Regions from separate parts of the Homo sapiens genome. Here regions 1, 2, 4 and 5 are each linked to region 3. Evidence: chromatin loops called from intact Hi-C (ENCODE). Cell type or tissue: MCF 10A. All regions are shown on one strand.

Region 1 (5,000 bases), 1.3 Mb after region 3:
CACCATGCCCAGATGCAACCCACCTCCCTGCAGAAGCAATCCTGGCTTGTTGTGGCTGCTTTTCATGGGGGAATTCTTAACAGCCCACAAGACACAGTCACAGAAGTCTGATGTGGTTGTAAAATCACAGAGTAGAGGCATAGTCCCCCAAGGAAAGTAGACTGTGTTCAGCCGCCTTTGGTTTCTTGCTGCCTGGACAGGTAGAAATTTACTCTATCTGCAAGCTCCCCTCTCCTGCAAAGAGTGTGGGACCTTACAACCATCACCTGTGCAAAGTGGACATTTTCCAGAATCAAAGGTGGTTCTGGAGAAAATGCAAAGGTGGGCAAGTCTGCCCCAACCCCTCTCTTGGTCTTTTCTAAATACTCTCTTGCCTTGTCTGTCTCAGAAAAGAATCCAGCAGCTTCTTCAGCTGAGTCTAATTATAGAAAGACACAATACCTTCATCCCAGGAGTTCAGCTTGGTCTTTAATCGTGGCAGAGAATCTTTCCTCCTTCATTAAAAAAATTTCACAAAAAAGTAGGAGAATTGTGTTCCTGGCAAAAAAGCTTTCCTGAAATCCCCGATGGCAAGAACTGAGCCTCCTTCATCAGGTGCTGGCACACAGGCCCTTGGTCAAGGTATGGGAGGAATGACTGGCAAACAACCCTTTAAATCTCAGCAGCATTTCACAGGTTACCAAGCCCTGTGGGACTCCCAGTTAAACACAGTGGGCTGGAAACTTGATTCATCTTTTCCCCCGCTCAGGATCTCATTAAAGTGAGACTAACAGAATGAAAAAGTCAAAAATTCTCAACACAAAGGGGCCATCAGTGACAAAAGAGATCAGTCTTTTCTGGAACAATGGCGGTAACTGATGAAGTGAGTAGGGATGCCTGTTATAGAATATGAACAACAAATTAATATTAAGTAGAAGCATTGGATTCTACGAGCAAATATAAATGTGATAAAACTTGGTGTAAATACATCTATTAGATATATAGGTTATAAACAATTAATAAATACCTAGGCAGAAGTCTCATGGTGCTGTTTATTCATCTGTCAGGGAAGAGAATTAATCAATAGCAGCGCTGTCCAACAGATCTTTCCTCACTGCTAGAAGATTCTATATCTGTGCTGCCAGATGTGGTAACCACTAGCTCCATGTGGACACTGAGCACTTGAAATGTGGCATGTGCAATTGAGAAACTGAATTTTTAATTTTATTTAATATTAATTTTAATAGCCACATGAAGCTAATGGCTACCATATTGGATAGCTTCAGGTTCTAAACTAAAATTAAATTGTGGCATCTGAAAGAGCGGATGTAACTATAATGGTAGTAGTGATGGTAGTAATAGTAATAATAAAAATAAAGTGGATGTAACTGTAATGGTAGTAGTGATGGTAGTAATAGTAATAATAAAAATAATGACTCTAATCACTGACTTGTTTTTACCATAAACCTTTTCCCTTTAATCATAGTAAGATGATTTTTGTTTACTGTTTTGTTGTTGCTATTGTTGTCTGGGTTTGGTTTGGTTTTGGTTGTGGGGTGGAAAATCTGAGACAGGTTCTTGCTTTGTCACCCAAGCTGGAGTGCAATGGCATGATAATGGCTCACTGCAGCCTCGACCTCCTGGGTGCAAGCAATCCTCCCACCTCAGCCTCTCGAGTAGCTGGGATTACAGGCATGTGTCACCATGTATGGCCAATTTTTAAATGTTTGTAGAGATAGGAGTCTCACTATGTTTCCCAGGCTGGTCTCAAATTCCTGCGCTCAAGCAGTCCTCCTGCCTCAGCCTCCCAAAGTGTTAGGATTACAGGCGTGAGCCACTGTGCCCAGCCAGCAAGGTGATTTTTAAAAAACCAGTATTCCTTGTAGTGATTAATGGTTTTTTGAAGTTCAGAAACTTCATATTAGATTATTTGTCTTCTCTTAAATGTAAGTAAAAGGAAGGACCTAGCCCTTAATAAAGAAAAAACCCAGCACACAGAATATGCTCCCATTTTCGTGAAGTATGAAGTTCGCCGGCCACTTGCGTGTCCAGCCACAGTCATCTCTCTGCCCATACGTGGACTTTGACTCCATACATGGAACAATAATTTTCCAGTATTACTGCTGGCTCTATCGGGGGTGCTGAGATTCTGATTTTTCCATATATTGTTTAAAAATGTTATAATGAGCATGCATCATCTTAAATAAAAATAATAAAGCCTATTAAGATTTTGGCTGAAGCAGGTTGTCAGGTGCCAGGGGTCACGGGCTGCGCTGAGCGCTGGCTCGGGCTGCAGGAAGGAGCCTTTATTTGCTCACACTCAGGGAAATCGGGAATCCCTGGAAATCGCAGGGCCTGAGGACGCAGCCAGTCAGGCCGGGCAGGGGCTCCAGGAGCCTCCGCCGGGGAGGGGAGGGCGCGCGGCCTGTACAAGCCGGTCTGCGGCGCCATCTAGCGGGTGCGCCAGGACCATCGCCCACGAGGTCCTTCCCCGGAGGAGAGGCGGATGCCAATCAAAATGCCATCGCGACCCCTTGTCAAAGTAAAGCCATTTAGAGAAAGACTTGCTGGGCTCTGCAATCAGCTATGCAAAGGGAAAACAAGCGTTTAGGAACATTCCCTCGCTGTTTGTCTCAGGCGGGGCTGATGTGCAGCTGGAGGGCCCTGGGAAGGGGAGAGGCTGTAATAATTATTTACAAGGTGCATCTATTCCGATTGGCCAGTGGCCACACCACCCTGCTATTAAATATGTTGAATTTCATCACTATCTTAAGTATTTCACCTTCAAACAAAAATAAGAAACAAACTCTTAACATTTATCATACATGTATTATGTGACAAGCAGTGTGCAAATACTGCTTCACTTCATCCTCATGATAACAAGGTTATTCTGGCTTCTGGTAGGAATTATATTACACTTTTTACAGGATAGGTAAGGGGGACTGTGTTGAAGGTCACACAGCTTTAAGCCAGGCTGGAATTGAACGACAGCAGCTTGATTTTCTTAAGCACATGCATCTCACATCTCCCCAGCTGTGGAGAAGGGGCCCTTTCCTGATCAGTACAGAGGCTGGCAAAGTGACTCGCTAGCAAGAACTCTGGTTTACCAAACATAAATATCAGGCTTGCAGCGGGCAACCCAACATCAAAGTGCTCAGAGACAGCCTGCATATTCACAACCCCCAAACTGTGATACATAATCTAGTTCGCTGTCAACAGTGACTTGTTTTTTTAAAAGAAAATTATTGTCTCAGAACACAGGTTCCTAAGGCCGGGTGTGGTGGTTCACGCCTGTAATCCCAGCACTTTGGGAGGCCGAGGGGGGCAGATCACCTGAGGTCAGGAGTTCAAGACCAGCCTGGCCAACATGGTGAAACCCCGTCTCTACTAAAAATACAAAAATTAGCTGGGCATGGTGGCGCACACCTATAATCCCAGCTACTCAAGAGGCTGGGGCAGAAGAATTGCTTGAATTCAGGAGGCGGAGGTTGTGGTGAGCCAAGATCGCACCACTGCACTCCAGCCTGGGCAACAGAGTGAGACTCTGTCTCGAAAAAAAAAAAAATACAGCTTCCTGATTATTTTACTACCTTTAAGGGGTTGTAAAATAGGACCATAAAATCCCTTGCATAATCACTCTCAATTTGGGGATTTGGGGCTCACCCAACAAGCAGGACAATTCCAGGGCAGTATTTTCTGACGGATGTGCTGCATGACAGCCATCCTTGTGAGACAGGTCATAGATATTAATGATATTGACAGAGTCTTTAAAAATTTGTCATGTCTCATCCCTGCCGCTGAAGCCCCTGGAATTCCACTACTTTGTTGCTCTGACTGACAACCACCCATTTCTTTCCCGAACTTGCTTAGCTGGGTCTATTTTTCCCTTTCGCCTTCAGAAATTATACATCAGCAAAGGTTTTCCCAAATAGAGGCAGGTCAACTGAACCAAACATCTTAATGGGCTTTTCCCTTCCTTTCCACTGAGCTGACTCCAGTTCACTCTCCAAGAGCAGTCCCTGTAATATTGTTATGTTTTTAATGTAAGTTAGGAAACGGCATAACAGCTAAATCCAGTTATGGGGCCACTGTGGCAAGGGGTTTACTAAATGGCCTCCCTGGCACTATGTGCTGGAATAACAGTGTGGGTAGTTGGCTTGCAGCGCCAGGAGAGCCACAAGTAGGGTGCCCACTCTGCACCAAGTGCTACGGCGGCATTTACAAAGCACATGGCTTTCAGCTCAGCCGACAAAGACGGTTACTTGTGGCCATTTGTAAAGTGCACCCAGTGGACAGGCATTCTCCTTGACAATTTAAAATTAGTCCTTTCAGCTGTGAGAGGGTAGGATCAATCAGGTGAAATGGTGCGTATATAACTGAGGTTATGGCTGTTTGCAGAACACCTTGCTCATTCTGTTATATTAGAGAACCTAAGAGACAGAAACCTTCAGTCTATTCTAGATACCAACTGCCAAATGTTTTGTGTCTTCCTCAACGGTAATTATACTGACAAACTTGTAGTTTTGTGGGAAGGGGGAGAAACACAGACCTTCCAGGTAGGCTATGACATCAGGGTGACACAAAAATAATTCTCAGGCCAGGCACAGTGGCTCGCTCCTGTAATCCCAGCACTTTGGAAGGCCAAAGTGTGAGAATCACTCGAGCCCAGGAGTTAGAGAACAGCCTGGGCAACATAGTGAGACTTTGTCTCTACAAAAAAATAAATAAAAATCAGCCGGGTGTTGTGGCATATGCCAGTAGCCCCAGCTCCTCAGGAACCTGAAGTGGGAAGATCACTTGAGCCTTGGAGGTTAAGGCTGCAGTGAGCTATGAACATACTGCTGCACTCCAGCCTGAGTGGCAGAGCAAGACTCTGTCTCAAAAACAAAAACAAAAACAAAACAAAAAGAAAAGAAAAAGAAAAAATAAAATAACATTCAAAGACAGTAAAAGTTCTGTCCTGTCCTGATTAGCAGAGTCCAGTCAACACGACTGAGTGTGAGTATTGTGTAGCTGAGTGA
Region 2 (5,000 bases), 89 kb after region 3:
TGGGCGCAAAACCAGCCAGGAGCTCCCCCAGGGCAGGCTCAGTCCTTACGCCTGCCAGCCCCTGCTCCCAGAGCTCGGCTAGTCACATGCCATTTAAGGAAATTCAGGAGTGAGGGCCAGAAGTGCTCCTGACTGTGCAAAATGCTGGCTACAACAGGTAGACACACAGATGATCACACTGATTGGCATCCTGACCTCACTGCAAATGCCGCTGTGTCCTCCCATCCTGGAACACAGTGCCTGGGCCGCTCCATCTCCTGAGGATTGCAGGAACTTCCCCTTTCCTCCTCTGTGCTCCTCCTCCTCCATGCAACTCAATTCTTAGGAATCACAAACCAATAAGCCCCCAGAACACTAAGAACTCTGAATGAGAGCCCACCTCTGTGAATTAGATCATGGGATAGCATTGCAAAAACATATCATGACTATCACAGGAGGGTTGAGTGTTTGTGACAGAGGTCTCTTCCACAAGGAGTTTCTCCTGGGTCAAGTCCCCAGATACTCAACGCTAACTGAATAATAGCTCCCTCTAACTCTGTCCCCCATATACTGGACATTCTCCTGGCAATTTTACCTGTGTAAACAGAGGACAAAACTGCATTTGTGGCCAAGGGACCAATATACAACACCTGCTAAAGTCCAAACGATGTGCTGGACCACAAGGAGAGCCCCTACTCTGGTTGAGGGTACAAAATGATATGAGTTAGAAATTAATAGGAAAGCTTGGGAAGGGGATGGACTACAGAGAATTCCAGGTGCCCTGTGCATTCCAGGCCCCAGGGTGGAGGGAAAGGGAAGTGTGTCTTCTCTCTCCTCAGCTCAGGAAAAAAGAATTTCAGGAGGACTACCTGGAAACCCCAATATGTGTTCCCTGCAGTGGGAGACACACTGAACCAGGGCCTGACTCACTCTGGGGGGATCTGACGGGTGAGGAGTTCAGCTCCTCTGAGAGCTGAGAGATGATAGTTGCTGCTGCACATGGAGAGGCTAGAACATCAAACAATAAGTCAGTGGAGCCTGGCTGATGTCACGTGAAAAAATTCCCAGAAAGGTGACCTCAAACAGAGACGATATTGGAAGTAGACTTTGGGGTGCCCAGCAGCTAAACAGGGAAGACGATGTGGTCACACAGTTTTGGGGCCACATGAGTGGAAGATCATCAGTCATGGAAGGGGAATTGAGGTTTGCCAAGGAACCCATGAAAGCATCCCTTAAAAAATAATAAAAAAAAAAATGCCAGGCTCGGTGGCTCACGCCTGTAATCCCAGCACTTTGGGAGGCTGAGGCAGGCAGATCACTGAGGTCAGGAGTTTGAGACCAGCCTGGCCAACATAGTGAAACCCCATCTCTTCTAAAAATACAAAAATCAGCTGGACGTAGTGGCAGGTGCCTGTAATTCCAGCCACTCAGGAAGCTGAGACAGGAGAATCGCTTGAACCTGGGAGGCGGAGGTTTCAGTGAGCTGAGATCGCACCACTGCAATCTAGCCTGGGCAACAAAGAGTGAAACTCTGTCTAAATAAATAAATAAATAAATAAAATAAAATAAAATAAAATAAAATAAAATAAAATAAAATAAAAATAAAAAAGACAGTACCCCACCCAGTGCCTCCCAGGCCAGGGAGCACACAGATGCCAGCTGACACCTGTGTTTGTGACCTCATCTTTCCTGTCCCTCCCAACATCTCTTCCCCTTCCTCTGTGTCTGCTCTGCAAACTCAGAACCCTCAGTCTCCAAGCCAGGAGAGAAAACTTTGAGGCCAATGATGAGGGGCAAAAAGAAAGACTTACCGTGCCTACTTCTACCAAAAGAGTTTCAGCTGGGAGAAGAGAAGAATGCTGTCCTTTGATTGTAGCTCAGAATTGGGATTAGTGAATCATTTTTAAATTGAGGCTGTGTTTTGTCATAAAAAGTCATGGATCTGCCTATTTTCATCCACAGGCAAGAAAATATTATCCCAATTGAGCAAATTAAAGGGAAAATAGAAATCTAAGTAAATCTCACTTTTGTGACTCCACCCTTGGGGCCCCCTCTGAAACCTCTAAGGAAAGGTCCTCCCTTGCCTTGTCCAGCTGCTGGGGCTCCAGGTGTTTCCCGGCTCCTAGAATCGTCACTCCCATCTCTGCCTCCATTGTCACTTGGACTTCTTTTTTCTGTGTGTCTTTTTTTTTTTTTTTTTGACAGAGTTTCGCTCTTGTTGCCCAGGCTGTAGTGCAATGGTGCAGTCTTGGCTCACCACAACCTCCGCCTCCCGGGTTCAAGAGATTCTCCTACCTCAGCCTCCCAAGTAGCTGGGATTACAGGCATGTGCTATCACGCCCAGCTAATTTTGTATTTTTAGTAGAGACATCGTTTCTCCATTTTGGTCAGGCTGGTCTAGAACTCCTGACCTCAGGTGATCCGCCCGCCTCAGCCTCCCAAAGTGCTGGGATTACAAGCATGAGCCACCACACCTGGCCTTTTCTGTATGTCTCTATATGTTCTCTCCTCTTCTTATTAGGGTGCCAGTCATTGAATTTAGGAATCACCCTAAAGCCAGGATAATTTCATCTCAAGACCCTGAACTAATTACATTAGCAAAGAAGCTATTTCCAAAGAAAGTCATATTTGTATTTCCAGATTGATTTGAATTGGGGGAAGTTACCATTAACATCCTATGAATGAGTAACACATACTCTTAATGATCCCATTAGGGTAATTTAGGTTTGTACCCCATTCTTTCGTTTCAGCTTTGGAAGACAAACCAAGACAGAGGAAATCTGAACATTTTCTAGGTGTGACGAAAGGAATTTAAGCGCGAGACATCCCATGGGTTTATCATTCCTGTGACTGACCAGCACCTACATTTTAGATGCTGGGGCCTGATCCATCACTCTGTTCTCAGATGTAGCTCCTAAGCCTGGTCGTGAATGAAGCTTCAGCCAAGCTCAAGGGAAGAAATCTGGTCATTTTCAGGCCCATGAAGCAGAAACACACGTGGTTATATGGACTCTGGGGCCCTTTCGCCCTCTGCTGGTGGGTGCCCAATGAAGCTATTTAACTGTATTTGCATTTGCAGCATTTCCAGTCCTCAAGAGGTCAGGAGATTCTCAGAGACAAGCTGATTGCCCAGAAGCAGTTTGCTAGGTTTAGGAAGTTGCTGCATCTGCCATATGCCACGATATATTCCGATGAACCCATCTTTACTAACTAGAGAATTCAGTCTTGATGTACAGGCAAATTGAGGACATAGAAAACAAGGGGTCTAGGGGAACCAGTTCAGTAACCCCTACAAAGAAAGAAGGATTTAAATAGAAGAACTTAATAGTTTCCAGGGAGCTCTCACGATGCAATCAGTAAATTGAGCATTACCGAAGTGTATTTTTCCTGTTTAAACAACTTGCATTAGGCACATGGGAAAGGGCAAAGTATAAAAATGTAATGTTCTTTTTAATAGTAAAAAATGAAAAAAAATTGTTGTGAAAATGAAAGAAAAAATATTGTAACATCTGCTTTTTAAAGCAAACACCTCTTACCATTTTAAAAAGGACAGTGCCCGCAGGTCGTCTGCCTGATGAAAATGCTAGAAAACCAGCTCACTCCCCAGGTTCGTCACCTGCCAGGTAACTTCCTGAGCCCAAATGAAGCCACTGCTGCTGTCAAGTCGTAAGTCAACCAGCACCATCTCGTGGAATGAGCCAATTGCTCTGTAGAACAATGTCAGGGGCCCCTAAGACTACCCCTATGTTCAGAGATTCACTGGAAGCATGCATGAGACCCAATATAGAGAGGTTCTCCCAGCTAAGAAATATTACAGAGATGCAGGAAGGACGCACAGTGAGATCGTAAGGAAACAAGATGCAGTCTGTAGGCAACCACGTGAAGGCTTCCTATGCTCCTTCTCCCAAGAGGGTCACATAGAAACGTTGTTTCCTAGAAACAAAAGTGCTGAAATATGCATGTAATGGTTCTGCCCAGGGAAGCCCCTTAGAGACTCAGAATGAGCTCACTGGTTGCATCGGATTCTGGTCACATTATCTGCCTCGAATGTACCAAAATTCCAGACTCCCAGAAGGAAAGCAGGTTTTCAGCATAAACAACACTGTGCAGACATTTAGGCACAGAAAACCCCTCATATCAGTTAGGGAACCCTCTTAAAATCCTAGTTTCCAGATGATAGCCAAAGGTTTACCTTGCACACAAGGCTTTCTGAAGGTAGTGGTCTTAGGCCTGTGATGTGAATGTGGTTCTTCAAGACACAAACACGAACATGTTAAAGAGGCAATTTAAAACCCAGCATGAAACAGCATGAAATGCATTTCCACATTGCTGCATTCTAACAAGAATAATTATCAACAAACTGCAGAAGAATGTAACTAAATCCTACTTCATGGGTTTCTCCTTCGGGGTGAGCTATGTAGTTCATAGTTTTGTGGAAAATAGACTCTGCTCTATTAAATGAGGGACTTACACAACATTTCGTGTTGGAGTCACAATGCACAGCTCTCTTCCCTGTTTCTGAACACACATATATACTAACATGCAAGAACCACACATGCCCTTGTGCTACGTTATGGAGTGTTGCCATCCGTTGAGTTTTCGGGTGTATCTTGGAATGTGGTTATGCTCCTTCTAACTAGTACATGGCATGGATTAATGATTTGACCACCTGCATTTTAGAATTTGGGGATAACAGTGATAACCTCATACAATCTTTGGTAACACAATAGAAAACAGAGTAAGAGAAAGGACATTAGAAACTACAAGGAGCTCTGCACAGAAAGTATCATTATTGAATTTGTTTTAATTTCATTAGCCTGAAACGAGCTTGTCTATAATGTGCAAAACCATTAGTCAACTTGTCTCAACCTTTAATCTTTTCCAGATTTGAGAAGGGAGTACAGTGCTTATGGAAGGGGTGAATGGAGAGCATACACAGTGAACACCTATAAGCAACACTTTCCATTATGGGAAAAAGTATATGAAAGTATACATTTCATTATGGGAAACTTCTTATCACA
Region 3 (5,000 bases):
GGAGGTGGGGGAAAAATCCAGTTTTCCAACTTAGTGATCATCTGTTGCTAGTTATCTTTCCTTCTCCCAGATCTGGTTATCGGTGGATCACTGTGTCCTCTGAAGGCTCTCCCAGAGCTGTACTGGAGATTGCAGGGATATAAGGACCACTTCATAAAAGCTCACTTTTTTTTTTTTTTGAGATGGAGTCTCGCTCAGCCGCCCTGGCTGGAGTACAGTGGTGCGATCTCAGCTCACTGCAACCTCTGCCTCTCAGGTTCAAGTGATTGTCCTGTCTCGGCCTCCCAAGTAGCTGGGATTACAGGCACCCGCCATCATGCCCAACTAAGTTTTGTATTTTTTTTTTAGCAGAGACAGGGTTTCACTGTGTTGGCCAGGCTGGTCTTGAACTCCTGACCTCGGGTGATCCACCCGCCTTGGCCTCCCAGAGTGCTAGGATTACAGGCGTGAGCCACTGTGCCTGGCCAAAAGCTCACCTTTAATTCAGCTCTATCTAACTTGTTTCTCCGGTGCATTTGCTTTTCTCAAGGCATTGAGCTTTCTCCAGTGGCCGGAGCTGCTAATTAGTTATTGCAAGCTTCTTTCCTTAGGGGAGATAAAAAGGTTTTGATCAAATCAAAGTGCTTCTAATTCTGATTCATTTCCCTTGTTCTTGTTTCTTAAGTCCCCAGCTTAGAAGGGGGTTGGTTGATGCTTCCTTTTACTTCAAGCTGTTTCTTCTCTAATGTTAAATGGTAAATCCATACCTGATGTGTCTGTTATTGATAAAGTTCAGATGGCATTTCAAGTTTCTGCAGAAGCTTTCTCACTTTCTGTGTGAGCATTTTCTAAATGGAAAGATTCTTCCTTCCATAGGATGCTTTCAATTTGAGTTCTAAGAAATTTATTTATTAGATTTTTCTTTTTCTTTTTTTTTTTTTTTTTTTGGTTTACTATCTGTCTTCTAGTTTTTTTCCTCTAGGAGAAAGTGCTTACTTTAAAAGCACAGATAGGTTTCTCAAAAGGGTCTTTGCCTAATGGATAATGCGGTCTTCCTTTTATAATCCACTCTTTATATTGAATTTCAGATTTCCACCTTCTACATTATTTTCTATTGGCTGGTAGATATGTGATATTCAGAAAGGTTTCCATCAGACACTTAAACTAAATCTATCATTTAGGATTTGTGTTCTGTATTCATTAGAATTCCAATAATTTCCTTCTTTCTATTCAAGTCCTTCTCCCTTTCTTTCCAGCCTTCAATTTCTTGTAAAAGAAATTTTCAATGTTTTTAAAGATCAGAAAGTGTTTTCTTATGTTGTGAATTATTCTTCTGCCAGGCTCGTAAGCTGTTTTCACTCAAGTGACTTAGAATGGCCAGGCTTCATCTTACAGAAACCATATCTAACTTTGAAAATGACCCATATACACACTTCACCATGGAGAGAGGGGGCTCCCTTTTGGCTTATTTTCAACAAGGCCTCTTTTATCATTACACAAAGAGATAGACCTATTCAGATTAGTATTAACTGATGACAAACCCAGTGTATCTAACTCACTCAAAGAGCTGGCCTGTCTTGAAGGAAGCTCAAGGATTTCCTGGGTTTATGATCTAGTTAAACGTGTTAAGAATTTTACAATATTTTTCACTTTGTCAGATAGCCTTTTGATTACTTGCTTTGTCCATGTTAAATTATGTATTTTTTAAAGACTGTTAAGAAGGATTACTTACCATCATCTCCCCAGGAACCTAGAGGACCTGTGTATCCCCTGAGCCTTCAGACACCCCCATTGCTAAGGCAGAGCTGGGACTAAAGGCTTGTGGCCATCAGCAGACCTAGCGCAGTAGCCAAGGCCCTGCACGCCTGCCTTTGGTGGCCAGACACCAGCTTAGACACAAGACTACACTGGACCCTGGGGAATGTGGAGCTTGGAATGCAAACAAGCACCTGGCAACCAGGACAGGCTACCAGGGACTAGAGAACCAGGAGGCTTCATTGGGTAACAAAGTTCTTCCCAAGCATTCTCTTGCATTCCACCCGGGGAACAAGACAGCACCGGGTTTCACACTGGCAAGGCAGGAGGCTGTGTGCTGCCAGAACGACCAGCAGGGGGCGCAAAGGCCACGCCAGGCACCTGCTGGCCTCAGAGAAAACAGAAAGGGAACCAGGAAGCCCACTCCTGCTGTCCTTTCTCTGCAAGGAAATGTGCCAGGGCACTGCAGCCCAGACAGTCGGCAGTAGAGGACCCATGAAGGTCATTATCACTGCTTTTCCCTCCTCTTATTGAAGCTCTTCCCTCTGCAGCCCTGGAAGCCTGATCCTACCTACAGATGTCAGCGAAATCTCCCTCCCTCAGGGTCCCTGTCTAGTTTGTTTTTGACCCGGCCACAAATACTAGGACAGAAAAATAATGGACGGCACAAAGGTCTTTATTGTCTTTTGTTGGTCTGTTTTTATTTTTTTGAGGTGTTTTCCCATGATAACTAGTGTAATGGAAGCATAATGTATTTCACGTTGTAAACCAAAAAGTATCTGAGAAAAGACTCAATCAATTTAGAAGTTTATTCTGTCAAGGTTAAGGACATGCCTGTGACACAGCCTCAGGAGGTCGTGAGAGCACGTGCCCATGGTGGTCAGGCTACGGTTTGGCTTTGTACATTCCAGGGAGACCGAAGACATCAGCGGTCCAGAAAGGCAGGACAACTCAAAGTGGAAGCTTCCAGGTCATAGGCGGATTCAAAGATTGTCCAATTGGCAATTGGTTGAAAGAGGTTATCTAAAGACCAGATATCCAAAGAAGGGAAGGTCTGGGCTCAGATAAAGGGTTGTGGAGACCAAGATTCTTATCATGCAGATGAACCCTCCAGGTAGCAGGCTCAGAGAGGATAAATTGTAAATGTTTCTTATCAGACTTTAAAAGGTGTTAGACTCTTAAGTCAATTCTCTCCTGGATCAGGAAAAGTATTTTTAAAAATGTTTATAAGCTCAATTATTTTATTAATTTATTGTTAGTAACTTTGAGATCTGATTAAGAAATCTTTGCTAAACCCAAGATAGCAAGAGCTTTATCTTAGAAGCTTTATTCTTTTAATTTAAACACTTAGGTCTACAGTCTCTCTCAAAATCAAGTAATGGATCACTTCAGTTCCAAGTGTAACAATGAAAAATGAAAACCGTGAATTACCTCTTTCTCTATATTTTCACAGTATCTTTGTGCAAAGAAAGCAGCAAAGAGAATTAAGAGAATTGCATCATATAAAGAGTGAATTAAACCATCTAAAGGAGCAAAAATTCATCATCACATGGACAAGAAATTAAGACGTAACATCCATCTCACTATTTGCAAAGTGGCTTATTCCTACAGACAATGCAGATATGTAAAAAGGTTTTTCTATAGTTTCATCCTTTGTAGAACCTAAAGAGATAAGCCTACATTTTGAAATAAAATTTTTAAAAATCATGTAAAAAAATGACCTACTGTAGCAATGACATTTTGAAGACATCTCATAGAACATGAAGACCCCCCAGTATTATGAATTGATAACATGATTGCTTTCTTGGGCTGGAAGGATAATTTCCCTAATGGACATTAAAGCATTTGGATCATTATTTTCCATCTGGAAAGTGATAGTGTCCTGATTGTCTCAAGTAAGGGCACCCCATGAAACACAGGCCCAGGTCATGTCCTTCTCCAAATTTTCCTCCATTAAAAAAATCTAAAAAATAAACACAGCAAATATGACACCATAACTTATCTAAATTTTGCAAATTCATAAAGAGATCATTGATGCATACTAACGATGTGAATTTTAAAAATCTGATATGTAGTGCATGCACTTTGCAAACAAAAGTCAAAAAAAGGTGTACTTTTCTTCATGAATGCCATTTTTCATTTTCAAATTCCACTTTTTCTTCTTTTATTGCAACCACATTTATTACATGGCATACATGCATAGTGAGATCTGGAGATAAAATGCTGATATCTGCGGCTCAGACTTTCTATATTCTAGGGGGAACAAGTTTCCCCTAAATTACCTAAATTATCTTTACATATATAATTATGTAAATTTAGATTTTTTGTTTGTTTTTTAGAGACAGGGTCTTACTATGTCACCCAGGCTGGAGTACAGTGGCATGATCTCAGCTCACTGCAACCTCCATTTCCTGGGTTCAAGAGATCTTCATGCCTCAGCCTCTCAAGTAGCTGGGACTACATGTGTGTGCCACCACACCTGCTAATTTTTGTATTTTTATTTTTAGTAGAGATGTTATTTCACCATGCTAGCCAAGCTGGTCTCGAACTCCTGACTTCAAGTGATCTACCCACCTTGGCCTCCCAAAGTGCTGAGATTACAGACATAAGCCACCACGCCCAGTGATATATATATATTTAAATATTTTATTAATTAAAATATTAAATATTTTATATATTTAAATATATATTAAATATATATATTTTTTTGAGACAGAGTCTCACTCTGTCACTCAGGCAGGAGTGCAGTGGTACAATCTCGGCTCACTGCAACCTCCGCCTCCCAGGATCAAGCGATTCTCCTGCCTCAGCCTCCCGAGTAGCTGGGATTACAGGGGCCTGCCACCACACCAGGCTAATTTTTGTATTTTTAGAAGAGATGGGGTTTCATGATGTTGGCCAGGCTGGTCTCGAACTCCTGACCTCTTTTTTTTTTTTTTTTTTTTTGAGACGGAGTCTCGCTCTGTCGCCCAGGCCGGACTGCGGACTGCAGTGGCGCAATCTCGGCTCACTGCAAGCTCCGCCTCCCGGGTTCACGCCATTCTCCTGCCTCAGCCTCCCCAGTAGCTGGGACTACAGGCGCCCGCCACCGCGCCCGGCTAATTTTTTGTATTTTTAGTAGAGACGGGGTTTCACCTTGTTAGCCAGGATGGTCTCGATCTCCTGACCTCATGATCCACCCGCCTCGGCCTCCCAAAGTGCTGGGATTACAGGCGTGAGCCACCGCGCCCAGCCACTCCTGACCTCTTGATCCGCCCACCTCAGCC
Region 4 (5,000 bases), 800 kb after region 3:
ATGAGTAGCATGCGTTTAAGGTGGCAGAGCTGAGATTTGAACAAGGCAGGCTGGCTGCAGGCTTTCATAATACATGTGAACTCAGTAAGTCACAGTAACCTAACCTAGCTAAAAGCAAGGTGAGTCAGAAAAGATTTCACAAGTAGCCAGGCGCGGTGGCTCATGCCTGTAATCCCAGCACTTTGGGAGGCTGAGGCGGGTGGATCACGAGGTCAGGAGTTCAAGACCAGCCTCGCCAAAATGGTGAAACCCCCATCTCTACTAAAAATACAAAAATTAGCTGAGCATGGTGGCACATGCCTGTAATCCCAGCTACTTGGGAGGCTGAGGCAGAGAATTGCTTAAATCCGGGAGGCAGAGGTTGCAGTAAGCTGAGATCACACCACTGCACTCCAGCCTAGGTGACAGAACAAGATTCCATCAAAAAAAAAGAAAAGAAAAAAGAAAAGACTTCAGAAGCAATGACTAACAAGGAATTTGAAGGATGACTGCATAAAACAGGCACATGTTAAGGGAAGCTTAGGAACTGTTTCAGTCACAGCAAATTGCAGATGTGAGGACCCTGAGGTGGATCTGAAATCTATGGGGCTGGGTCCCAGAGTGTGGGAAGAGGCATGTGAAATCTTCTCTTCTAAACCCACCCCCCAGCTGTCTGACCTATGTCAGTTAGTGACATCTCCATCCTTCTACCTGCTCAAGAAAAATATTTTGGTGTCTTCCTTGACATCTTTTTTTTGCCACCCATAATCAGTCCTTTATCTTCAATATTACAAGCAACTGAGACTTCTCACTCCAGTGCCTCTACCTGTCCAGCATACCTTCTCTTCTTGCTTGCAATTACCTAAATTACCTCCCTTTTCCCTTGCCCCCTCTCAGCCAGTGTGCTCCCCTGAAATAGCAAGTAAGAACAGGCCCTCCTGTGTGCAAACCCTCATAAGCTTCCAAGTCTGCTCAGCCAGTGTGCTCTCCTGAAATAGCAAGTGAGAACAGACCACCCTCTGTGCAACCCCTCATAAGCTCCCAAGTCTGCACAGTGACCCACAAGGCCCCACTTGGCCTGGCCCTCCATTATCCCACACTCAGACCCCATCTCTTATTAGAGTGACCTCACTGTGTTGGCCTCCACATGGTCCTGAAGCAGCCAGGCTGGCCCTCACCCTAAGCCCTTCCCTCTGCCTGGATGCTCTTCCTATATCACCCCAGCAATTGCAAATCACCCCTCAGTTCAGCATGTGGTGAGTGTGTGCAGAGCTGTTCTGGATAACCAGGTCAGGAGGGATGCACATGGTTGGGGACTAAAGTCCCTTGACTTGTGCTTCCTTAGCAGGACTCTAATCCCACCTCCTCACCAGCTCCCAGGCTGGCTCTTCTGTCCATGCCTCTTTACCTCTGGCCCTCAGCATCAGGCACCTGGATGCCAGTACTTCCTTCCCATCTGGTGTCCTAGCAGCCACCCTCCTTTCCTCCACAGTCAGGGAGAATTGTGTACACTGCCATGCTTTAACACTTTCACTGGCTCCACTTCTTACTGCGTCCCACAGGTTCTGCCTTATCTAGCCCCTGCCTGCATGCACTGCCTAATGTCTTGCTCTTTCTGTTCTTCAATCCAAAGCTCCACCAAACTCAGCTTGTGTCCCCAAGGCATAGGAGCCTTGTTACATGCTGGCCCCTCAGTTCGCAAAACATTTTCCAGCATATCCGCTGGGCTGTCTCTGGCTTCTCCTTCGAAAGTCAGCTTGATTGCCACTCCCTCTAGGAAAGCTCATGATATTTTCCCACTCCCCCAGCTCCTCTGCTGATGAGACTTGCATCATTCAGAGTCCCCACTTCTATATTAACTCTTGCTGTCTGTACTCAGACCAAAATCTGGACATGTTCAATGGAGCATGAGTTCCTTCAAGATGCCATCTTTATTTCTGAATCCCCCATGCCCTGTGTGATGACATTCAGAGATGAAGGAGGAACCCAGTCATTGCTTGTTGTGTGAATGGATGGATGAGTAGGTGTGTCTGTCTCACTCACTAGTCTATGATGCCCATGGGGTTAGGATCAGTTGACCACGTGTTACATAAATGAACTAAAGATGGCCCTTTTATTTTTGGCCTCTGGATTGTATACTTCTTCACAGTAGGCTGGGACCATTAGCTCAAAAGCCCACTGGCACTCAACTCAAATTTTTACACATCTAATTGTTCTAATCATAGCCCAAATAAGCAGACTTTTATCCACTTAGAGCCTGCCTGCTTTGGATATCTACCAAAAGTGTGCCCCCTATCTGCTAGCCATTGATAAAATAAACTCTTTTGCTGTAAAAGACCCCAAGCATCTTCTGCTCTTCAAAGCTCTCTAACCCAAACTTCCCACTGTGCTGCTGAGAAACATCACCTGGAAACATAAGCCCCATCTTCCCTAGAATTTCCCTTGACCTCTTCATCTTCTAGGTAGGGCTCCTGAACCATGGCCTCTGGATGGTCTCGTGCCATGAGGGACTTGCCCTGCTGGCAAATCTGTCAAAGCGAAGCCTGAACAAATTCATTGTGCGCTACTGCCACCTTGTGGCCATATGGTTTTCCTTGATCAACTCTGAAATCCCTGGAACTCACTACACCTTATTAGAGTGAATCTCATGTACCCCATAAATAAATATGCCCACTATGTACCCACGAAAATTAAACATTAAAATTAAAAAGGAAATATGTAATGTTCAGCAATGAAAACCTGTTACCATCATTGCGCATGAACCAACGGACATCTTTTCCTTATCCCATTGTATACAGCGGACACTCAATCAATGCTGTGGAATGAATGGATAGATGGATTTGTCTCTCTTTATTACTTTATGTTCTCTATTAAGCCAGGATCTGTTGTCCTCATTAAGGTGCTCCCAATGAAAATCTTCTGTCCTCTTCACCCTGGAACCCCAGGCCAATTTCTCACTGGGCAATGGTTTATTATGAATCCTTAATTGGTGCTTTCTTCATTGAACAATATGAAGAGAAAACCACCTGCATTCAAGTGATCTCTGGATTTTTATCAGGGGTAAAGATCCTGATAAACAGAGATAGAACACCATTACCTGAATCAGACCAATTCAAAACCTTAAACACAGATTAGGACACAGAGATAGAACATGATTACCTGAATCAAACCAGCTCAAAATCCTAAACACAGGTTCTTAGACCCCTGTATCTCTGGCTGTACTAGAGCCTCATGGCAGTGACAGGAAGCCAGAGCCTCCCAGGTCACAGAGTTAAGTCCCTTGCTTGATAAAGGATTTAACTGAAGCTCAGAGGGCTTATGTGATGCAATCTGAGGTCAAGAGTGGGCTAATCAGAAAGCTGGGGTTAGAACCCCACTCTGAGCTGCTTTCTCAGACATAATCTCATATTTCTACCATTTTTTATGTTTTTCAAACATATTTTGATGCTTGTGTATCATTTATTCAGACAACATTTAGGAAGTATAAAGTTTGTACTGTGCACAAGCATGCACCGTTAATAAAGCTAAATTTCCTACTGTCGTCTTCAAGTATCCAGCTGCCATTTGAGCATTACTTCAAGCATTTGTTTACATCAACTTGTTTATTATTTTCGGATTTGATACATACAAAATAAAGCATACCAGATGTCACAAGAAAGCTTCTTCAAAATCAATATGAGATTTATTTAGATTTCTTGTTTTTCCTGCTTTCCCTGTGAGCCAAATGACTGCCAATCATTCCCAAATTTCTATTATCAAAAATGGAAGCTTGCTTTCTAGAATTTGGAAAAATAAAGTAATATTTGCTTTATGCCCCTGACATGAATCACCCCTCTAATTAGAGGAGAGTTGGAATGACTGCACACAATAGCATATGCAGTGATGTGTAGGTACAGTGACCTATTAATGCTTGTGACAATGTTCCCAGGCTGGGCTGTTTCCTATTGTATAGGGAGGCACTTTGTAACTTTGCATTTGCTCAATGGGGCTTTGTAAGCTGAAATTGGGTTAGGTATTATCTACAGCCACAAATGAACAGAGGTATCAGTGAGTGTCTGAAGGCCCTGGACAGAGAGTAAAAATGAAGTTTTTCTGTGCTGTAGAGCCTGATGGTGTGACCAGCCTCCAAGATAAATACCAGTAGAACAGCTGCCAGCCACAGTCACAGGCTCGAATCAATGAAGACAGAAAAAATCATTTCAGATGCCACATCCCTGCTTTGCCCTGTTCCCAACTGTGGACCTGCATAAACTACAATACAAGAAAGATTCATTAAAAATAGAAAAGTCTCCATGTGATTCTAACTGGAGTCACTCACAAAACTTCATGCTCTATTCTCTCAAGAACATGCTTTGATCTAGGGGATCTGTGCCCTTGAAGAAGCCTTTTTGGCTAATGCTGCTTTTGGCTCTGATCCACGGAGTTAATGAGGGTGAAGTCCATTTTCCTCTCTATGGACATTTCAACATCATGGCCAGAGGAGGTAATTACTTCTCCCTTCAAATTGAATTAAGAATTTTAAGAAGATGTCACTTTTGTCTTTGCATGAGAAAAATCAGCTTCCTCATTATCTTCCAACCCTGGGACACTTTCCAGTGGTGTCCGTGTTGGATTTCTTTATTTAAAGCCCCCCTACTGGACTAACACAAGAGAACCATCTGGCTGGATAGATTCCGAGAGGGGCTTTGGCAGGAAACAAGGACTTAAGATCTCTACAACATAGAGATCTTACACAATCTCCCATGATAGAGAAATACACTCAGAGGTATACATAGTAACACAAGAGTCACACAATAGCCAGGTATCTTGTTTTGCAGCTTTCAGAATTCAATTTAATGGGATAAGTCATTTAGGGTATGGGAAGAGAGGAGAATGAACTCACAGCAGCTTTTCTTCCTTTCACCTTATAATTTAAGTGTAAAGCTTACCTCAAGGTCTATTAAAAGAAATTTCTGTATCAGCTATTTTATTTCTATCCACAGAACAGCCCTCACATCATTAAAGGTCTTAAGTGTAACAGG
Region 5 (5,000 bases), 1.5 Mb after region 3:
ACAATCCCCAACTTTCTCCCAACACTTAGGCCAGAGGTTAAAAAAGCAGGCTCCAGGGACAGTATCTGGGTCACAGACATATTTTTATTTTACCTACTCAGTGATTTTCTAAAAATTGAATTAATCACACAAAAATCCAGATTTCTGGCTTTTCTTTAAAGATACAATAAGCTTTGACTAGGCTGTGCATGCATTCTTACCCAGCAGTAATCAGCTAGATCAGCAGGGTCACTGCTGCTCTCTTTAGCTAGCACCTGCATCCTAAAGCTCACCACAGTCCCCACCATTCCCTGTCGCCCCATTCCAGCTCTCACACTCACATATATCCCCTGCCTGCCCTCCAGTCCACTTTCTAAAAATGAGCCCAACACTGAGGAGGGCAGAGTTGGGAGAGGGAGACAGAATTGCAGGTTGAAACAGCTTCAGACTTAGACATTTATTCTTCATGAATGTAATTAATTCTATTTGCCGTATGTAGTGGGTTGAGTAATGTCCCCCCAAAAAGATATTTCCAGGTTCTAACCCATGGTTACCTGTAAATGTCACCTTACTTGGAAATAGAGCCTTTGCCAATGCAATTAAGTTAAGGTTTTCAAGATGAGCTCATTGGATGACATAAGTCCAATGACACCCACCCTAAAACCAATGACAGACGTCCTTATAAGAGAAAGGACAGGGAGACTTGAGACACACAAAGACATAGGAGAAGGCCACATGAAGACGGGAAGAGTTGGGGGGATGTGTCTACAAGCCAAGGAACGCCAAAGATCACTGGCAACACCAAAAGCTGGAAAACCGGCCTGGGACAGCGCCTCCCGCAGTCTTCAGAGGAAACAACAGGGCAACACCTTGATTTCGCCTCCAGAATGTGTGAGAAATCAGTGTCTGTTGTTTTAAGCCACCGAGTTAGTGGTAACTTATTACAACACCCACAGGAAACTAACGCACATTATAAAAAACAAAACATCATTCATCCTGGCTAGTCTGGGCAATCCGAAATCGCTCAGAGAATATCTTTTGTTCTCTTTCTTGTTTTTGGTTTTTTGTTTTTTAAGGCAGTTCATTATTTTCCAACACACAAAGTAACTAAAGAAAGGAAAAACTAATATTGTCCAGTCTTAGTGGCTGTTGCAAAGAGAAGCCACTTTAGTGAATCTGTAAGACGAGTTTTTAGCGTGTTTAAACAGCATGACCTCAGACGCCTTCAACATCCCTTTTACAATCCTGTTGAATCTCCAAGTGCTTGGAAACCCCTTTTCACCTACCAAAGCACTCTACTGTCTTAAAAAAAAAAAAAAAAAAAAAAAAAAAAAAAAAAAGCCAACTCTCTGAATTAATTTCTCAGATGACATAAGGGTCCCCGTGACGCAGAAAGTGCAGAGCTATGAAGAAATGCAGTGGGTGGAGGGCACAGCCTGCTTCTGGGGAGCTGCGCTTAATTGAGAGAAGATGACAGAAGTCTGTGGGAAAAAAAAATTGATGAAGAATAAAAGAAAGTAAAATATGTATTGTTCACTTGCCTGCTACAAGAGTTGCCAGATCTCAGAGGAAGAAGAGATGAATAATTGGCTGGCAGTTATCACAAGCTTATCAGTAGCATCCAATACATAAAATAATAATAATAATAGTCATTGCTAGGAATTTGTCAGATATCTACTGAGTACCAGTCACTGTTCTAACTACATTAACATGTATAAACATACTAAGTAACATGTTCTGATACATGGATTAACAAGTTTTAAATGTATTAACATGTATTAGCTCTTTAGACATTTATTCTTTACACAATCCTATGAGCTAGAGTATTATTTTCATATGGTATATTAATACTATTATATAATTATTACCTAAATAAATTTGGGCAGGGCTCAGTGGCTCACGTCTGTAATCCCAGCACTTTGGGATGGCTTGAGGTCAGGAGTTAAAGAGAAGCCTGGGCAACAAGTGAGACCTCAGCTCTACAAAAAAAATGTAAATAAAAAATAACCAGGCAAGACAGCAAGTGTCTGTAGTCCCAGCTACTTGGGAGGCTAAGGTGGGAGGATCGTTAGAGCCCGGGAGGTCAAGGCTGCAGTGAGCTGAGATTACACCACTACACTCCAGCCTGGGCGACAGAGCAACACCGCATCTCCAAATGTATCAAATAAATAACTTGTAATAATATAGCCATTTTATAGATTCAAAAACGAAGGCACAGAGAGGTCAAAAAACTTGCCTAAGGTCACACAGCCAGTAAGGGGTGCAGCCAAGAGTGGGCCCCAGAGTGTGGGCTTAACCCCTGCTCTGCCGGGTCCTGGCATCTGTACAGCTCCTGCTCCTCTTCCTCAGCTTGGGGAAGAGACTCAGCTTCTTCCTGGTGAGCCACATGTGAGCTGGTTCCAGATTTCACCCGGAGTAAAGGGCTCATGTGCTGCTTTTAACCATAGCGCGACCTCGAAACCCGTGGACTAAAAGCCACGGAGAACTCGGGAAAGAAACAGCACCTCCCCTTCACACAGACCCCAGGGCTTCGCCGTGGACCCCACCCTGGGTAAAAACCCTTAACAGCAGCCTTGGGAATCTTGGTGCGGAGGAAAAATACAAAGCCTCAGTCCCCTTTTCCTGGAATGCAATTCAGAGCTTGTCCTGTGTCGCTCAGAGTCAGCGGAGGACGAAGCGGACTCCTGGGGCAGCAACGCGGAGGAGGGGACCGACCCGGGAGCCCGGACTGAGCCCACCCGGACCAGGCCCTCCCCGGCGCTGTCCCCGCCCCGCTCCCAGTCCGGCTCCCTCCTCCGCAGACCCCGGGCCTCGCGGGCAACACCGCCACCCAGTGGCCGCCGCCGCCAGCGCTGCACGAGGAGCCGGTGGTGCATCCCTCCCCTCTTCCAGAGACGAAACCCCGATTTGGGCGGTTTAGGGCAATCTGGGGACTTTCACCAAGGCCCACTGCTGCTTTCCAACAGAAACCCCTTAAACACCTCCTGCCTCAGCCTCCTGAGTAGCTAGGAACACAGGATGTGCTAATTTTTATTTTTATTTTTTGTGGAGATGAGGTCCCACTGTGTTGCCCAGGCTGGTCCCAAACTCCTGGCCTCAGGCAGTCCTTCCACCTCTGCCTCCCCAAGTGCAGCTTGGTTAGGCAAAGTGTTGGAATTGCAGGCATGAGCCACTGTGCCCAGCCAAGAAATTTTAATTTGCCTGTGAATTTTTTTTCAAAGCAATACACTAGGTAGAAACATTTGCACATTTTAAAGCTTTTGATACATATTGCTGTTTTACAGAAAGGCCTCTGCCCTCTTGGCAGCATTGGATATACTTTTTAAAAAATCTTTGCCATTTCACAGTAAAAAATGATAGTTTATAGATTAAAAAATTTAAATTTGACAATTAGTGATTAAGTTTTTTAAATGTTTACTGGCCATTTTTTTTCTTTCTTTGTAAATTTCTTGTTGTCATTTGTCTATTGTTTCCATAGGAAGTACTTAACTTTTTTCTTGAGCAATAGAAGTTTTTATGCATGAAAAATGTCAACCATAACTATAGATAAATAAAATCATCTTCATGGCTGCAAAAAAAAAAAAAAAAAAGAAACCCCTTAAACAAAGCACGACTACTCTATGGGACCAGATTCTTTGTTTGCAAGTCACACAAACCCAAACCAGGATAGGCTTAGGGGAGAAAGGGAGTCACTGTCCCCAAACCATCAGCCTGGACAGAGGAGACCACAAGTGGCAGCCAGCACCCCGTGGGTTCTCTGTGCTCCGGAAGAATATGAAATTCTATTTGGAAGCGGGGACGCACCCACACCACACGCATCCCGTGACCCAGAGCAACACCTGGGTTTTCCATCAGTCCAGCGTGACACAGATCGTCGGACCACAGCGTCGGCCACGGAACAATGGCCACAGGCTGCCAGCAGGGCTACTGCATTGAAACCCTCTCTCCCCTTCCCTTTGTCCACTTCCGTCACCCTGAGAAATCACAAAGTGGAGAACTGATTTTTGCCTGTATCTGTCGCATTCCTTCCAGTGAAGATCGGGTAGTTTTATGAAAGGGCTTTTTCTTCCCTTTGTGTTCAGGGGTATTCACTCCATGGGGAAAATCTCTCTAGTCCCTGGCCTGAAAGCTGTTCCTGTTGTTTCCTTTCATTGGCCACCTGAGTGTCAAGGGGCCGGGGCTGGGGGAACACTTTAAAAGGCCAGTCTCAAGAGAGATGAATACAGCCTGTGTCAGTGACAATGAGTGGTTTGGGGACAAAGCCACGACAGCTCTGAGACATCCGTTAGGGAATCGTCCCAGGAAAGTAACCAACCCATTGTCCCATCTCGTTCCAGCCAAAAGCCACTCAGACCTTATCATCCTCCTCAAGTCAGTGCCTCATAGGACCCCAGACCCAAGGGTGGAGGGAGCTTGGGTTCTAGAGAAGGAGGCTTGGGCTAGAAAGTCAGCCTGCCTCTTGCCTGGCTGGGCTGCCTGGTGAGTGACTCAGCCCTACTTAGCAAGACAAGAATACCATCTGCCTCCTGGGGTTCTGTCACATTCAATGGGATGGATCAGGCACACTCATTTGTCTAAGTCAGCTTGGCCAGCTGTAACAAATCCATCATAGGCTGGGAGGCTTCAACAACAGATATTCATTTCTCACAGGTCTAGAGGCTGGAAGACCAAGATCAAGGCGCCAGCAGATTTGATGTCTGGTGCATGCCTTCTTCCTTATGGACATGCATTCTTGCCATATCCTCGCATGAGGGAGGAAGCGCTGGTACTTCTTTCTCTACTTATAAAAGCACTCATGAGGGCCCCACCCTCGCAACCTCACCTAAATCTAATTACCCCTCGAGGGCTCCACCTCCTGATACCATCACATTGGAGATTAGGGCTTCAGCAAATACATTTGGGGGTGGGGGAGAATGCGAACATTCAGTCCATAACAGGGTTCATTCAGTATCCATTAAGAGCCAGTCCTGTGCCCGGCACTGAAGTTGCAGGGAGGATAGAGCAAAGCAGCCCTGTCCTCA

The links. Peaks named below come from ENCODE experiments on the same cell type or tissue, not always from the same donor. Only the 100,000 strongest peaks of a DNase experiment are listed, where the experiment ranks them.
Region 1: a loop joins it to region 3, with 29 times the contacts of the local background. A loop is called at or near these places in 32 of 110 quality-filtered maps.
Region 2: a loop joins it to region 3, with 2.0 times the contacts of the local background. A loop is called at or near these places in 20 of 110 quality-filtered maps.
Region 4: it touches region 3 in a loop (17-fold over the local background); 20 of 110 quality-filtered maps call a loop at or near these places.
Region 5: a loop joins it to region 3, with 6 times the contacts of the local background. A loop is called at or near these places in 16 of 110 quality-filtered maps.

The regions. Positions count from the first base shown.
Region 1 is chr12:125,531,063-125,536,062 of GRCh38, reverse strand. All of the region lies in intron 4 of TMEM132B (transmembrane protein 132B), which reads right to left. Among named protein-coding and RNA genes, the nearest start is that of TMEM132B, 350 kb to the right of the region's middle. In MCF 10A, a CTCF peak has its summit at 2,418 (motif pointing left); no DNase peak of the experiment used is centred here.
Region 2 is chr12:126,782,527-126,787,526 of GRCh38, reverse strand. No RefSeq gene overlaps it. Among named protein-coding and RNA genes, the nearest start is that of LINC00944, 13 kb to the right of the region's middle. In MCF 10A, a CTCF peak has its summit at 3,003 (motif pointing left); a DNase peak (open chromatin) is centred at 3,016.
Region 3 is chr12:126,871,692-126,876,691 of GRCh38, reverse strand. LINC02372 (long intergenic non-protein coding RNA 2372) reads left to right here and starts at 2,002. Exons shown (of 3, transcript NR_033970.1): 1 at 2,002-2,235; 2 at 3,188-3,366. It overlaps LOC105370061 (a long non-coding RNA gene), which reads right to left and starts at 1,888. Exons shown (of 3, transcript XR_945511.3): 1 at 1,712-1,888. In MCF 10A, a CTCF peak has its summit at 2,082 (motif pointing right); a DNase peak (open chromatin) is centred at 2,101.
Region 4 is chr12:126,067,275-126,072,274 of GRCh38, reverse strand. No RefSeq gene overlaps it. Among named protein-coding and RNA genes, the nearest start is that of LINC02359, 26 kb to the left of the region's middle. In MCF 10A, a CTCF peak has its summit at 2,546 (motif pointing left); a DNase peak (open chromatin) is centred at 2,534.
Region 5 is chr12:125,328,903-125,333,902 of GRCh38, reverse strand. All of the region lies in intron 1 of TMEM132B (transmembrane protein 132B), which reads right to left. Among named protein-coding and RNA genes, the nearest start is that of TMEM132B, 150 kb to the right of the region's middle. RefSeq lists a silencer at 2,739-2,798 and enhancers at 3,329-4,054, 4,055-4,781. In MCF 10A, CTCF peaks have their summits at 791 and 2,809 (motif pointing left); no DNase peak of the experiment used is centred here.